Regions from separate parts of the Homo sapiens genome. Here region 2 is linked to region 1. A link is an interaction called in ENCODE POLR2A ChIA-PET data of the cell type or tissue named here. Cell type or tissue: Panc1. All regions are shown on one strand. Links, peaks and the distances in the headings refer to the core of each region. The heading gives the core; the rest is flanking DNA.

Evidence for each region. ChIA-PET counts read pairs that join two places held together with the same protein. Peaks named below come from ENCODE experiments on the same cell type or tissue, not always from the same donor. Only the 100,000 strongest peaks of a DNase experiment are listed, where the experiment ranks them.
Region 2: POLR2A ChIA-PET joins it to region 1 with 11 read pairs; 2 of 35 experiments call an interaction of 5 or more read pairs at or near these places.

Annotation. Positions count from the first base shown.
Region 1 is chr17:9,933,236-9,941,690 of GRCh38, reverse strand. GAS7 (growth arrest specific 7) reads left to right here. Exons shown (of 14, transcript NM_201433.2): 8 at 1,491-1,565; 9 at 7,447-7,525. Among named protein-coding and RNA genes, the nearest start is that of RCVRN, 32 kb to the right of the region's middle. In Panc1, for the core only: no CTCF peak of the experiment used is centred there; no DNase peak of the experiment used is centred there.
Region 2 is chr17:9,644,774-9,653,228 of GRCh38, reverse strand. USP43 (ubiquitin specific peptidase 43) reads right to left here and starts at 7,712. Exons shown (of 15, transcript NM_153210.5): 1 at 7,093-7,712. The coding sequence starts at 7,596. LOC107985011 (a long non-coding RNA gene) reads left to right here and starts at 3,539. Exons shown (of 3, transcript XR_001752790.2): 1 at 3,539-5,725; 2 at 6,172-6,302; 3 at 6,512-7,124. LOC124903924 (a long non-coding RNA gene) reads left to right here and starts at 7,802. Exons shown (of 2, transcript XR_007065615.1): 1 at 7,802-7,993. It also overlaps a transcript of CFAP52 not described here. RefSeq lists enhancers at 4,935-6,134, 6,824-7,471 and a silencer at 7,780-7,839. In Panc1, for the core only: no CTCF peak of the experiment used is centred there; no DNase peak of the experiment used is centred there; H3K4me3 peaks cover 1,911 bases; H3K27ac peaks cover 2,218 bases.

The DNA.
Region 1 (8,455 bases), core at 3,319-5,818:
AACACGCTTATGGTTTATATTTCCATGACAACGTCTTGTTAGCAAATAATTGGAAACTGCCATTTCAGGACATTCCGGGCTTCCTAGAGAAAACGCATACACCATCCACCTTGGGATCTCATAGGGAAGGCCCTTTAGTGCCAGGAGAGGTGAGAGCTGAGGCTCAGAATTGGGAGCTCGCCTGGCTTGAGGACAGGTGCTGGCTGGTTTGCTGGGATCTTGGTTTAGAGAAGTGGGGCAGAGGTAGAGGTGACGCACGCTGTCGTCCTGGAGGTGAGACACAGGAGGCAGACAGCGTATGCACCTCGTGTGTCTGGTGCATGCTGTCGGCATTGAGGAGCCGGGAGCGTGGCATGGATAGATCTACTTTCTAGATATCTCTCTTGACCACAGTCTGGAGGTGAAGGTAGGGGGATGGAGAGGAAGTGACAGAGGCAGATCAGTTGGAATGAGACTCAGGAGGACCTAGAGACCAGTTGAAGGTGGAGGTGAGGGGAAAGCAGTGCAAGAAGGAACGAGATTGTGAGTCTCCTGATGCCAAGTCATGCAATTATTATTACTCGGAATGCTGCCGCCAGACTTTGTCAGCCGCCCTCTCTCCATCATCGCACCCTTTGGGTGCCAGCTGCTTGAGCAGCTGGGAAGCAAACGCTGTGGTCCCAGCATCTCTGGAGCTTCTCTGTTCACCGTGTGGTGGACCAGGGGCTCTCCGAAGCCTGGGCTCTGGCCAGCTCTGGTTGGCATAAGCATAGCTCTTCTGTCTCCCACTGTGGCCCAGAGGACCACTTAGGTGGTGAACAATACCTCTGACAACATGCTTAACATGGACGTGCCAGATAATACAGGACACTCCCTGGGGAGTTGCCTTGCAAATGTGTCAAAGGCCTGCCTGCCGGAAGCTACATCCAAGGCAACTTTCCTCTCCAGGGAAATAGAATCTACCTGCAGCCCTGGGCACTGCTAGGTTTCCGTGGAAGTACTTGTACCCAGCAGGCTTGACAATCAGAGGCATTGGGGGTGTGAGACAGTAGGGAGATGTTCTGTTCTGCTGCTGAGGGTCCGAGGCCACCTGGGAGTTCTGGGGCTGGAAGGGAGAGGGGACAGCACTGGGGATTGCTGGTAGTCCATCACGAGTTGCAAACGTTCATTTCTTCCTTCATTCATTTATTGGTTCAGGGGTCTTATGTTTCCCGTTCTGTGCTAGGAACTGTGTAAACGACAGCTCTCGTCTTCACAGCTCTAGGAGACCGGAGAAAATGTCCTACTTTGCAGATGAGGAGATGGAGGTCCAGACAGTTTTGTTCATTCATTTATCCAACAAGTATTTATTAAGCACCTACTGCATGTCAGGTAGACAGACAAGAGCCATGTGGTCTCAGAGCTTATGGTCTAGTGGGTTCCTTTCCACGGCTGAGGTGTGCAGGGCAGCAGGGCAGACCCACGATCTGGCACTGGAGAGCTGATGTGTGTTGGGTTTTCTCTCTTTGCAGGATAAAGATTGAAGAAGACTATGCGAAGAACTTAGCTAAGCTCTCTCAGAACTCCTTGGCTTCACAGGAGGAAGGGTGAGTGGGTAGGAGAGAGGTGGGAGTGGGGAGGATGGGGGGTCACTGAGGAAGGGAAATCAGCCACTATCACTGATCACTGGCATGGCCCCACTTTGGATGGGGAGCTCTCCATAGGCCTGGCTCAAGGTGGGCACTCATGGCTCAGGTAGGTGCTCATGACTTGGGTGGGCACCCATGACTCAAGGTGTGGGCATCCACACTCAAAAGGGCACTTCCAGCCGGGCGGGTGGCTCACACCCATTATCCCAGCACTTTGGGAGGCCGAGGCGGGTGGATCACAAGGTCAGGAGTTCGAGACCAGCCTGGCCCACATAGTGAAACCCCATCTCTACTAAAAATACAAGAATTAGCCGGGCATGGTGATGAGTGCCTGTAGTCCCAGCTACTTGGGAGGCTGAGGCAGGAGAATGGCGTGAACCCAGGAGGTGGAGCTTGCAGTGAGCTGCGATCGGGCCACTGCACTCCAGCCTGGGCGACAGAGCGAGACTCCGTCTCAAAAAAAAAAAAAGGCACTTCCACATTGTCTTCTCTTTAGTGACCAAGAGCCACGTTCCAGATGTTGAAGTATGTCAGAATCCCCTCTGGTCTGACCCCTGGTAGCTGGGCAGCAGCCTCTAGATGCCCACTCCAGCCTCCCTTTGTCTAGGGGCAGGCTGGGAGGAAGCTGCGTATGAGAGGGTATTGTACCTGGCCGCTTTGTCTGGAGCTCTCTCCTGTGGGCTTGAGGCATAGGCTCCCTTCCCGCTAATGCTGTGACTGTCCAGACCTCCTTGAGTGGGACCTGGGCTGGGAGAAGCTTAACCCAACCCTCCCAGCCACAGAAGGACTCCTAGTGGGTAAAAAAGTCTCAGCCCTTATGCACCCCTGGGGGAAATGGAATATGGTACAGCCGCTGTGGAAAACAATCTGGTTGTTCCTCAAAAAGCTAAACATAGAATTACCATGTGACCCAGCAATTCCATTCCTAGGCTTATACCCAAAAAAACTGAGTACAGGCACTCAAACTAATACATGTATACACATGTACACAGCAGCAATATTCATAATAGCCAAAAGGTGGAAACAACCCACATTCCACCCAGGGATGACTGGATAAACAAATGGTGGTGTATGCACAATGGATACCCATGGATAGACAATGGAATATTACTCAGCCATGAAAAGGAATGGAACACTAATACATGCTACTGTGTGGATGAGCCTCGAAAACATTCTGCTAAGTTACAGAAGCCAGGCACAAAAGGTCTCATAGTGTATGATTCCATTTATGTAAAATGCCCAGAACAGGCAAACCCATGGAAACAGAAAGTGGATTGTCATTTGCCAGGGGCTGGGGGAGGAGGGGAATGGGTTGTGACTGCTTAAAAGTTACCGGGTTTCCTTTTGGGGTGTGTATTCATCTGCTTGGGCTGCCACAAGATGTCCCAGACTGGGTGGCTGAAACTACAGACATTTATTTTCTCGTGGCTCTGGAGGCTGGGAAGTCCAAGATCAAGGTGCCAGCAGGGTTGGTGCCTGGTAAGGACTCTCCCATTGGGTTGCAGATGGCCGCCTTCTGATTGTGTGTTCATGCAGCCTTTCCTTGGTGTGTGCTCAGAGAGAGAGAGAGAGGGAGCTCTGTGATGTCTATTTTTTTTTTTTTTTTTTTTTTTGAGACAGAGTCTCGCTCTGTCGCCCAGACTGGAGTGGCCTGATCTCAGCTCACTGCAACCTCCACCTCCCAAGTAGCTGGGACTACAGGCATGTGCCACCATACCTGGCTAATTTTTTGTATTTTTAGTAGAGACGGGGTTTCACCATGTTGGTCAGGCTGGTCTAGAACCCCTGAACTCAAGCAGTCCACCCTCCTTGGCCTCCCAAAGTGCTGGAATTGTAGGCGTGATCCATCGCGCCTGGCCAATGTCTATTTTTATAAGGACACTAATCCTATCAGATCAGGGCTGCACCCTTATGACCTCATTTAACCTTAATTACTTCCTTAAAGGCCCCATTGCCAAATGCAGCCACATTGTGGGTTAGGGTTTTAACCTAAGAATTTTGGCAGGACATAAACCTTTAGTCCATACTAGCATGACGAAAATGTTTTGGAACTAGATAGAGGTGGTAGTTGCACTCACAAAACAGGCGTTTGATTTGGTCTCGTCCTAAATGCGCCTGGATCGATCACTTTTCAACGGTTAATTTTATGTTATATGAATTTCACCTCTGTAAAAAAAAACAGAAAGACTCTCAGGAGGTTAGAGTTGAAAAGGTCCCCAGAGGTCCTCTCCGTTCTGACCTCCCTCTGGTGCTGGTCTGTTTGAATTCCTTCTCCAAGGGGGAGTGAACCCCCGAGGAAGGAAGACGTTCTGTTGTGGGATGGTTGTGGTCGTCAGCGAGCCATGATGTTAAACCAGTCCAAATCTGCCTTCGTGGCTTGAAATCCTTCAGGAGACTGAGATTTTGCCAACCCAAATGTGGCTTTGATTAAGCCCTCCACATGGGTTGGCTGTGCAGCCAGGCGGCCTCCTTTGAATGGTTCTCACCCTCCCTGCCAGCCACAGACCGCAGGGCGGCCCAGCAAGACCAGCGTCCCTTCCACAGATGTAAATGAGGTTAGTTCATTCCTGGCCTCCTTCTGCTCCATGCACGGGGCCTGAGATAGGGGCAGGAAGGGGGCACATAGAGGAGCAGCTCTTGCTGCCTGGCAAGGGGCTTTCCTAAGTATCCCCGTGCCCTGCAACCACTGTGCCACTCCGGAGTCTTCCGGCTTCCATCTCTCCAGCCTGGGCTGCTGCCAAGGACACTGTGTCCTGGCCAACATGCACAGCATATGCTCCTCACCCGAGCAGTCCAGCTCCATAAGTCAGGCCCACACTACCATACTGTACACACATGCCCGGACAAACACAGAGACAAACACAACGCAAGCTCACATACATGCATCAGGGCCACTGCCTCGTAGGTGTACACATTACTCTGTGTGTGCATGCACGCACAGCAGCCCCATGCACACACTCCTGCAGCAGGCACTGGAACATGAACACATGAGCCCCCTACGTACAACGTGCAAAGACACTGATTTACATTTACACACAGCTTTGGACATTTAACCCTATCTCCTTGAAGACTTTCAAAGCAAAGCAGGAGTCTAGAAATTTGGAGCAGTTGAGGAAGATGCTGCTCAGGGAGGCTGGAGAGGCTTTTGCAATTCAACTTCTGTGTCCAAATTAGATTTCACAGGACATGTGCACATTGGTAAATAAACAGAATTCGGTTGTTTATTCTGCCTTTAGTTTTTCTCTCCTATGTGGAAAGGAAATGCGATTTTGGTTTTCCTAGTTGGCAGTCATGAAAACAACATGCATTTTGATTTGGCGTACCTGAAACTGTATGTTGGAACAGAGATGCACCTCAGGTTTTGTTTTGTTTTTCATTAACCGTTTATCAGATGAAAAATCTCTTTTCAAATGAGAGAATTTGTAAGTAGCTTTTTAATAAATGGTGATGTGACTCCAAAGAGCCTGGAATATTGGAGAGCAGGGAGGCATTCACCAAGGATGCACTGGCTCAGAGGGGCCCCTCTGAATGTCTGGAGACATGTCTTCCCACTTAGCAGTGTCTGGCCTGGAGGTAGAGCTGAGGACGTTGTGTTGGGTGGGGGAAAACCATGGTTCTTCCTTTCATCCCAGTTGCCCAGAGATGACATTCTCAGGCCACCACGACTGTCCCTGGGCCATTTACCTGCCATGTGCTCTGCTGACAGTAGACTGACAGCTCTGTGGAAAGATGCATGTGCTCATACAAAGTCTGGGCACCGCCTGGGGCCTTTTTGGCTCTGTGACTCTTGTTCATACCTCCCACAGGCTGCTGTGTGTGGCTCAGCTGCAGGGGCAAACCCCTCTCACTTCCCTTTAATCCAGTTCCCATTCCTCCCAGGACAACCTTGGTATGCTTCAAATAGTGTTGGCTTTCACCCTAGAGCTAGGAGGCATCTTGAGATAATTTGTGTGTATGGTGTGAGGTAGGGCCGAGATTCCTTTTCCTCCTGTGGATGTACGGTTGTCTCTGCACCATTTGTTAAAAAGATCATCTGTTTCCCCCATGGAAACACCCTAACCTCTTTGCTGCAGTCAATCGGCCCTAGCTGGGTGACTTTGTGTTCTGTTCCGCTGATCTGTGTAACTGCCAGGACTACTCCTGCCACCCCTGGACCTCCTACCCACCTGTTGAATCAGGTGGGGCACCCAAGCCACCCAGAGGGGGTGGAGTGCCCCAGTACAGCTTCCTGGATCTCAGGCCCTTCAGGCAGAGACAATTGTCAACAGCTTGGATTGCCCCGTTTCATACTCCAGTGCTTCTCTGGTGGCTTCCCCTGCCAGGATCACTGAGGGGACCTTTCTTTGCTGCTAGACTCCTAGATAAAATCAGGCAGTCATTTCCCATAAACACCCACCTCGGCCTGAGCCTGCGCCACCACCACACAGGGCTGGCCAGCCATCAGAGGGATCTGCTGTGCACTGTTGGGCAATTCTTCGCTGCTGGCTGCTCTGCTCCAGACCCAGAAGCCTCACCACATGCTGTCTTTTATTCAGCTTTTGCCACTCGACTTTAATGAATTCTCTGGGGGAAGTGGCTTTTGGATGATATTAAGTCAACAGAACATTCAGCCTGGATTTACTGGCTGTGTTGAAGAGGCTGGGAGCAAGAAAGCGGGGGTATCACTTGGAAGGGTCATGCGGTTAAAGAGCTCCAAATCATAGAGAATGTAGCCTGGGGCCTGCATTGGCAAGTCTTAGGGACTTCAGGAGATTTCTTCTACGTGAAGCCTCTCCTTGGAGTGGAGAAGTGATGCTGCTAAGAGGACTTGGCCCTTCTCTAGTAAGCTGTGGGCAGCATCAGGGCTCACAGCTAGAGAAGCAGTGCTAGAGGAGACCGTGCTTCCTAGGATGGCCGTGGGAGCCTTCTCTGCCCTGTGGCTGCATCTAGGTCACTAGACCCACACAGTCCATCTTCCCCACTCCTGGAAGCCAAGGAGCTGGGTTTTTCCTATAAGCAGCGCTGTGTGATACCTGCTGTTTGAAAAGAGCTTCTCCGGCTGGGCATGGTGGCTTATGCCTGTAATCCCAGTACTTTGGGAGGCCGAGGTAACCCCTCCCTGCAGCTGCTCTCAGTTGGTCAGGAGTTCGAGACCGGCCTGGCCAACATGGCAAAACCCCGTCTCTACTAAAAATATAAAAATTAGCCGGATGTGGTGGCACACGCCTGTAATCCCAGCTACTCGGGAGGCTGAGACAGGAGAATCGCTTGAACCCAGGAGGCAGAGGTTGCCATGAGCCAAGATCGCGCCATTGTACTCCAGCCTAGGCGACAGAGCAAGACTGTCTCAAGGAACAAACTAATAAACAAATGAAAAGAGCTTCTCCCTGGAATAGAACCTGTTTTCCTTCCTTGATTTATTAGCAGATGCTTGCACCCCTCATCAGCAAACCAGGGAGGGGTGATGTGAAAGCTCTGGGGACAGTGACGGCCCAGGGGTCAAGGCCCTCACTGCAGCTGAGGCTTTGGAATGTCCCCACACCTGCTTCCGGCACCTTCCTGGGTCCTTTCGAGCCTCTGGATTTCTAGGAATCCCCACCCCCCCCACCTCTTGGCTGTGCGCCACAGTCTGTTTCCTTAGCTCCAGAGGTAAGGTGAGCTCACTTGGACCTTGGTGGCTCATCTGACTCTGTGAGTTGAAACGTGATGCTCATGTCTGGTTTCTGCCTGACTTCTGCCTCATCCGCGTCCACATTCTCAGCTGTCATATACCTCCCCGAGACCTGGGGTGGAGCCCCACCATCCTGCCTCAGGAAGGGCTTTGGCTTGTGACCTGAGTCTCATGGTCTTTGTGTTGCAGCTCCTTGGGAGAGGCGTGGGCCCAGGTGAAGAAGAGCCTGGCGGACGAAGCAGAAGTTCACCTCAAGTTCTCTGCCAAGGTAACCCCTCCCTGCAGCCACCCTCAGTTGGTCTTACACACTGGGGTACTAAAAAATAGTTAACAACTGTCTCTCCAGTTTGCCGTTTGCCATTTTCCCTGGTGTAAACTTCAGGCTATCAACATGAAGTCACGGAATACGGAGTTGGGAAGAGATATCTGCCCAGTGGCTCACCATGAGGTGGTGCATTTTTGTATAGACACAGTAGCACAAATAACCATCAATATCCACCAAGAGCATGGAAAATAGTAAAGTGTAGTTAGGAGGTGGTAAGTGCTAGGTATTTATTGCCTTTGTTTTTTATGTTTTGTTATTTTTAAAAAGACAAGGTCTCACTGTGTTGCCCAGGCTGGAGTGCAGTGACATGATCATAGCTCACTGCAGCCTCAGCCTCCTGGGCTCAAACGATTCTCCCACCTCAGCCTCCCAAGTAGCTGGGACAACAGGTGTATGCAACCATGCCTGGGTAATTTTTTTATTTATTTGTAGAGATGGGGTCTCGCTATTTTCCCCAGGCTGGTCTTGAACCTCCTGGCTTCAAGCAGTCTTCCTGCCTCTACCTCCCAAAATGCTGGGATCACAGACATGAGCCACTATACCTGGCCTATTACCTTCGTTTTTAATATAATTTTTATTCAATTATAAGTTCATATCATTTCCTTTTTGATAATGGCCGTGTTTAACAACCAGCAAACAGAATTCCTGAAAATTTAACATTCAGCTCTTGGGAGCCACTGGGAGCAGGCCTTAGCACACCTGCCCAGTTTCTCAGGGCAGCCCCTGAGTGACGAAGCCCTGCTTTCTTTTTGCCTGGCTTTCAAAGGGATGGAGTAGGATGTCCTGTCTCTTCCTAGTGTCAGGGAACATTAGGTTATGCCAAAGGGAGAATTTTTTTTAAATTTGTGGTTGTTGCAAAATTTCAGAACAAGT
Region 2 (8,455 bases), core at 3,246-5,745, 290 kb after region 1:
CACTCTTCATCTTAGCCTGGCTATAGTACCTGACAACCTTTTCAGAAAGGAGGTGACAACTTCAAGAAGCAAGACAAGATAGGGCCTTAAAAATGTCCCTCTCCATAAACAGCAATTCCACTTTTGGTGATTTTGCCTTAGGAAATGAGAGATACAACCAGAGATGTCTGTATATATCAAAGTTATCTGGGTGAAAACTTATGACATACTCAGATGGCCTTAAAATTTATGACTGATGAAATACAAATGATAAAGAAAATAATAATCCGGTCATAGAAGAAAAAATGCAAAAATACATATTTGAGATTGTTTTATGTATATATTTATAGATAGAAAAATAAAAGAGCAGAAAATACATGGCAAAATAGTAGCAAATGGTTATCATAGAATAATGGGATCATGAGCAATTGTTTTATTTTCATTTGTAAATGACAAAGTTTTTTAACAGTGAACATTGTTCTTTGTCTTTTTCCAGTTATAAAGTATTTGGCAGGTATTTCTTGGAATTTTTTTTTAATAACCTATTGATGAATACAGAAGACATTCCCCTAGAAAGTCTATGGAAACAGGCCAGGGGTGGTGGCTCACACCTATAATCCCAGCATTGTGGGGAGCCAAGGCAGGCAGGAAACGAGGTCAGGAGATTGAACCCATCCTGGCTACCAAGGTGAAACCCCGTCTCTACTAAAAATACAAAAAATTAGCCGGACGTGGTGGCGGGCACCTGTAGTCCCAGCTACTCGGGAGGCTGAGACAGAAGAATCACTTGAACCCGGGAGGCGGAGCTTGCAGTGAGCCGAGATGGTGCCACTGCACTCCAGCCTGGGCAACAGAGCGAGACTCCATCTCAAAAAAAGAAGGAAAAAAAAAAAAGAAAGTCTATGGAAACATAACTAGAACTGCACAAAGCAGTTCCCAAACAGTTAACTAGCTTGGGAAGAATTAACTGTAATATTTGGTTACTTATCTCACATCTTTTTTTTCCTTTCTTTTCTTTTCTTTTTTTTTTTTTTTTTGCGCTAAGGGCTTGCTGTGTTGACCAGGCTGAACTCCTGGCCTCAAGCGGTCCTCCCATCTCGGCCTCTCAAAGTGCTAGGATTACAGGCATGAGCCACTGTGCTCAGCCCTAGATTTGGTTATTTCTCTCCTTCAACATGGCATAACTCTACCTGTATGTATGTTTTATTTCCCAAACATTGATAATTTTTAACATTTCTTATTAAAATTATTCCTAGTTATTTCATATTTCTGGTTGTTTTCTGAATACAAATCTAATTTTATATGTTCTAAATGATTATTCCTTTGATTTTCTACCTTCTATCTGGTATCATGAATGACAGTAATAAAGCTAAAATAAGGATTTCTAGCATATTTTAGCAATTTTCTTTCTAATATTTTTTACTCCATTTCCATTTTATGTCTTACTATTTTGTCCAGAACTTCCAAAACACAAGAGTGGTGAAGAAGGCATCCTTGTTTTTAAAAAGCCAAGTCTCCAGTATATCACTGTAGATCTAAAATTGATGCTTAAGCACATAAGCTAATATAAATTCCAGATGGCTAAAATTTTAATATAACCATAGAAAAGCAGGTACGCAAAATCAAATATTTATCATAATGTCTGATATAAATAAATCGAAATCTTCCAATATTGGGGTGGGAGAAGGAGACAGTTTTGAGAAAATATTTGTAGCAAATATGACAAGAACTAAGGAACTTACAGAAACATAAAAACATTGAGACCAAAGCAGAATAGATAGATGCATAAGAACATTGAGCAGATGGGCTGGGTAAAGTGGCTCACAGGTCAGGAGTTCAAGACAAGCCTGGCCAACATGGTGAAACCCTGTCTCTACTACAAATACAAAAATTAGCCAGGCATGGTGGCGCGCGCCTGTAGTCCCAGCTACTCGGAAGGCTGAGACAGGAGAATTGCTTGAACTCGGGAGGCAGAGGTTGCAGTGAGCCAAGATTGCACCACTGCCACACTCCAGCCTGGGTGACAGAGTGAGACTCTGTCTCAAATAAAAAACAAAAAAAACAAACAAAAAAAACATCAAACAGCTGATTCCAAGAGGAGACTTGCAACTAGTAAAGAAACATGGAAAAATCGTCCACCTCGCTCCTAATCAAAGAAATAAAAATAAAAAACTATTTTTGCAAGTTTAGAAGATGATGTTATTTCTTAGGATGCAAAGGCACAAGAGCAATATAATGAACTTTGGTGACTCGAGGGGAAGGGTAGGAGACGGGTGAAGGATGAAAGACTGCACGCTGGGTCCAGTGTCCATTGCTCGGGTGCACCAAAGTCTCTGAAATCACCACTAAAGAACTTATCCATGTAACCAAATACTGCCGGTTCCCCAAAAACCTATTAAAATTTTTAAAAATATGCTATTTCTTTTTGTTCAATAAATTAATAATAAGGGATGAAGATTTATTATACAGCCTGGTGATTACAGTTAATACATTATATACCTGAAAATTGCCAAGGGAATAGATCGTAAATGTTCTCACCACAAAAACATAGGTATGTTGGCCGGGCGTGGTGGCTCATACCTGTAATGAGAGGCCGAGGCAGGTGGATCACTTGGGGTCAGGCGTTTGAGACCAGCATGGCCAACATGGCGAAACCCCGTGTCTACTAAAAATACAAAAAATAGCTGGGCATGGTGGTGCATGTCTGTAATCCCAGCTACTTGGGAGGCTGAGGCAGGAGAATCGCCTGAACCCAGAAAGTGGAGGTTGCAGTGAGCCGAGATAGCGCCCCTGCACTCCAGCCTGGGCGACAGAGTGAGACTCTGTCTCCACCACCACCACAACAACAAAAACTCAATATTTAAAAGTAAGATGGTGACTACACAGGTTCACACATTTGTTAAAACTTCCTAAATTTTATGCTTATAATGGGTACATTTCACTGTATATAGTTTAGACCTCAATAAAGTTTATTTAAAAAGTAAAAATAGAAAGATAATAAAACAGTCATACTTTTGCTTTGACTATGTAATTCCATTTGTAGGAATTAAGCTTATGGGAATAATCACAGCTGAGGACAATGATTTAAATACAAGAAACTTCAATACAGTATAATACTGGAAAATGGAAACTCCATTTCCATTTTATGTCTTACTGTTTTGTCCAGAACTTACAAAACGTAAGAGTGGTGAAGAAGGCATCCTTGTTTTTAAAAAGCCATGTCTCCAGTATATCACTGTAGATCTAAAATTGATGCTTAAGCACATAAGCTAATATAAATTCCAGATGGCTAAAATTTTTAATATAACCATAGATCTCCATAAAGAATTGGTTAATTTAATAATATATTAATTGTTAAAGACTTAATTATTAATGATTGTTGTGTATTATTAAGACTAGGAAAATGTCTTGTAACAATGCTTAAATGAGAAAAGCAGGATGTAAAACTAAAATTTTCAATTGTTTGTATATACCTTGAAACGTATCAGTATATTTACAATGGTTATCTCTAGGGGTTAAAATTACAGATCTCTTTTTTTTTCTACATTTTAACTTTTTTTTTTTTTTTTTTTACAATGTGCAACATTTAATTACATCATTAGAAAAGCACAGAAAATCAAATATTGCGTATTCTCACCTATAAGGGGGAGCTAAATCTTGGGTACACATGGACATAAGGAAGGGAACAATAGACACTGAGAACCGCAGAAGGAAGGAGGGAGGCAGGGGACAAGGGCCGAAAACCTTCCTGTTGAGCACTATGTTCACTATCTGGGTGACAGGGCCAAGAGAAGCTCAAACCTCAGCAACACACAATACACCCTTATAACAAACCTGCACATGTACCCACTGAATCTAAAATAAAAATATAAAATTTAAAAAAAAGAAAGAGAAGAAAAGAATTCTAGGTAATACCACGGACAGGACTTTTCTTTCTGTTTTTCAGAGGGAGTCTCGCTCTGTCACCCAGGCCAGAGTACAGTGGCACGATCTCGGCTCACTGCAACCTCCGCCTCCCAGGTTCAAGCAATTCGCCTGTCTCAGCCTCCTGAGTAGCTGGGACTACAGGCACACGCCACCACGCCCGGCTAATTTTTGTATTTTTAGTAGAGACAGGGTTTCACCATATTGGTCAGAAGGCTGAGGTAGGAGGATCGCTTGAGCCCAGGAATTGAAAACTGTAGTGAGCTATGATGACACCACTATACTCCAGCCTGGGTGACAGAGTGACACTCTCTCTTAAAGAGAGAGAGAGGGAAAGGAAGGAAGGAAGAAAAGAAGGGAGGGAGGGAGAGAGAGAGAGAGAGAGAGGGAGAGAGACAGAAAGAGTGGGAGAGAGAGAGAGAAAGAAAAAGAAAGAAAGAGGAAGGAAGGAAGGAAAAGAGAGAGAGAAAGAGAAACAGAAAGAGAAAGGAAAAGACAAGACTCCTTAAGAAAACCTTGTGTGGTGTGTCTGCAACTAATTCTCCAGCCTTTCCTCCCCAGCCAAGTGGGCTTTTATTCATTTATTGAACTGAAGGTCTCTCGGCCCCACCTCCTTCCCTGGTTGGCATTCCAGTTCCCAGGTCCTGGAATGCACTCTCCCATCTTCCCAAGCCCTTCATTGACACCTAATCCTTCAAAATTCAACTCAGCGGTTGGTTACCTCTCCAGGGAAGCTTTCCCTGCCCACCCCACAGGATCTCCCCCAATCCAATCACATTTTCCTGCTGTAACTGTCATAGCACCTTGTATTTGTCCTTTCTAACATGTTTCTGTTCCAATCATGTGCCTGTGTGATTATTTCATTAACATCCATTTCTACCTCTAGACCATAAGCTCCTGGAGAGCAGCCCCAGAATCTGGGTTTGTACTCATCACTCATCATGCATTCCATGCATTCCTAGTCTACTCTCTGGACATTCAATAAATATTTGTTGAACGAATGTTTCCCCATCTGTAAAATAAGAAGAGCTCACCTAGATTTCAATCCATAATATTTAAAGCCTGGATTCTGGGATCCTCCACTCCTCCCTCCAAAGCTGACTACCCAAAAATCCCAGGAAATTCCAGATTGTATCTCCCTCATTAACATATTACAAACTTGATTATCCTTCAATTCCCTGAGGCTTACTGGGAGCTCCCAGGCCCTGGGGATTTGACAGCGGGAGAGAGATAGGGAATTCTGGTGAGTCATTGAGGGTGATTACTAATTTCGGAGTTTTTTGTTTTGTTTTGCTTTGCTTTTTTGAGACGGAGTCTCGCTCTGTTGCCCAGGCTGGAGTGCAGTGGCGCAATCTCGGCTCACTGCAAGCTCCGCCTCCCAGGTTCACGCCATTCTCCTGCCCCAGCCTCCCCAGTAGCTGGGACTACAGGCGCCCGCCACCACGTCCGGCTAATTTTTTTTTTTTTTTTTTTTTTTGGATTTTTAGTAAAGACGGGGTTTCACCGTGTTAGCCAGGATGGTCTCGCTCTCCTGACCTCGTGATCCACCCGCCTCGGCCTCCCAAAGTGCTGGGATTACAGGCGTGAGCCACCGCGCTCGGCCAATTTCGAAGTGTTTTCAAACTACTGCAGCCCTCTCCCATTGCTGTGGTAACTGGATGGAAATGCATCTAGCAAGAGAAAATGTACATAAAGATTACCTCCCTCCCTGCTCTAGGTTTCTGCAGGTGAGAAGGTGTCGTGATAGAATAATGAACATTTCCTGTGGGGCTGGCACTGTGTTCTACATAGAACTCATTTAATACAACAACCGTATAACGAGGTAAGTACCATTATGGTTCTATATTAAAGATGAAGAAAGTTGCGGCACAGAGAGATCTGGTAACTTGCTCAAGGTCACAAAACTCCAGAGACCTTGCTCTTAACCACTATACTATACTGCCTCTTTCTTAAAAAGCAAATGTCACCAAAAAGAGACATTTAGTGACAACCATTTGACCCACTGGCTGCTGCAGAACAGTGCTTCACTAATGGAGGCAGGAGGGAGGAAGGTGGGGGTTGGCATCTCATGGGTCACATGGCAAACACTGCTTTCTCGGGCTGAAACTCAAGAGCGGTGATGCTTGTGGAATGAACACTGACAGGTTTCCCCCTCCCCCAAGAACAACAATCACTAGTCTGTAGGGAGCTTCAGTTCTCTGCCCAGAGCTGCGGGTTTCTTCTTCTTTTTTTTTCTTTTTTTTCTTTTTTTTTTTTTTTTTTTTGCAGGAAGCAAGCCATGTGCATCAATTATCAGGAACGCTTTAATCCAACTGGGACCCCAAACAAACACCCCGTTTTAATCCCGGGTGAAGTGATACAAACAATTTACAAAGCCTCACGACCCGGCAGCAACCCGAGTAAGTAGACCGTGATCTTGCAGACAATAAAATGCAAGCCCGTGCTCATACATTGTAGGGGATTGAATGCGCCTTAAACAAAAGGATGCTATCTCCAAAATAGCACGCTCACTGCCTTTGCTGGGCACTCAGCACGGTACCTGGCCTGTAGGTTGTCAGATTCCACTGGGCTTAGAATAAAATCCAAACTCTTTACCGTTGCCTCCTAGGTCTTACGTGATCTGGCGAAACTCATCTGCCTCCTAAGCTCCAACGCCACTGCTTTTCTTTCCCTGTCTCCAGCACTCAGCTCCTTCGGGTCTATGGCAATTGTACTTGCTGTTCCTCCTGCCTGGATTAGTCCTACAGCTTGCCCTGACTGCATCCTTCTCATCATTCAGATCTCAACGCAAGCATCACCTCCTTCCTCTGAGGCCTTGGCCTTCAACATCCCATTCCCTACCCCACATCATTCCAGACTGGAAGCTCTAGAGCTGGCATTAGAACACTGTCTGGCCCACAAGCCTTCAATACTTCAACAAATGCTTGTTGAATCCAAAAACGCTGATTACCCTTCAATCTGCCAGCTCACCCCACTCCCTCTCAAAATACCTAGGAGAATTAATTTACAAAGAAAACATAAGCAAGCGACAGCGTAACACATCGACTCAAAACAAAGCCGGTAATCCGGGGCTGAACTGGTCAACGGCATTTAAAGAAGGCCCCAAGAAAACCCTTTCCTGATCGTGCACACACTTTTCAAGAGGCGAAACCAGGGGGACAGGGCGGTCGGCGGCGCAGCGCTGCCTACCTTGAACTCCGCGGAAAGTTGGGGCGTGTATTCGCGAGTCCAGAGCGCGCGCACCAGCGCCGCCAGCTGCTCGGTGACCTCGGCGCGGCCCGGAGCCGCCCGGTAGCGCCCCAGCGCCAGGAACTCGGCCAGCAGGTCGGTGTTGCTGAGACACTGCACCACCGCGTTCATGAAACAGGTGTTGCCGTGGTTCTTCAAGCCCTGAGCGCCCGGCGGCCGCGCCCCATCGCCGGCGGGGAGCTGGAGCTGGGGCTGGGGTCCGGGCGGGCGTTCCTCCCCGGGGCTCCCGGGGGCCGCTGGAACTGGGCCCGGGGCGCAGGCGAAGCCCCCCTCACCGTCGCCATCACAGTGTCCCGGCTGGGGCCGGGGCGGTGAGTCCCCGGGGCGTGAGCGGCTGCCCAGCGCCAGCAGGAAGCGGCTGAACAGGCGGCGCAGGGAGCGGCGGCGGCGGGGCCGGGGCGCGAGCGGTCCCCCTCCTGCCGCGTCCCCGGGGCCCAGGTCCATGGCTGCCGCCGGCGCAGCTCCAGGCGCGGAGCCCCCGGGCGCGAGGCGGACGAGCGGCCAGCAGGCCCTACAGCTTCTCTAAGGCTCCTGGTGCCGGCTACCTGCGGGCCAGGTGTGCGGGGACGGGGCGGAGGCGGAGCCAAGGGCGGGGCAGCCCCGCCCCGCGCGGGAATCCGGCGGCACGACCAGCCCCCTCCAGGGCAGCGCCGGGCCACCCCTACCCCTGCCTGGTGCCGCCCCCGCTGCGCTGACTGGGAGTCTTCGTGGTCGGATTCCCCACCCTTCCTTACCTCGTAAACCGACAGACCTGGGTTTCGCCGCTGCTCCTGTTCCTCGAGCAGCCTTCAAGCAGTGGAAATTACGGAGAAATGAACATTCTGAAAGCGCCTAGTAAATGGTAAAGGCCTGGCTACTGCAGGAAGAAAAGGGCAAGGCAGGCATCTCCAGAGCACAGCCTCGGGCGTGGTGAGAGGCGCGCGCTGGGCGCTGTGTGGGGGTGGGGAGCGCTTTTGTGCACCGCTGGTTCCTCCGCAGGCTCAGGTGTGTGCGGACAGGTGTCGCCACCTCCTTCCAGACCGTCTGCCCCTTGGGGGGAGGCAGAGTCTGTGCCTGCACCCGCCAACCCGGGACCTGAACTGGGAGCCACGTGTTGCCCTGTGAAAAAAGCCCCCGAGTGGTTGTGGTTTGCTTTTTTACACCACAGATTGGGTTAGAATCATTTTCCAAAAACTTGCAAGACTTGATCACCCTTGCTTTAATCGGCAAGGAAGGGGGCTCAGAGAGGTTATCGCAACGTAGGGAGGCCGCCCGATCCGTAAGCAGGGAAACCGGAACTCGACCTGGATCTATGGACTGCCAA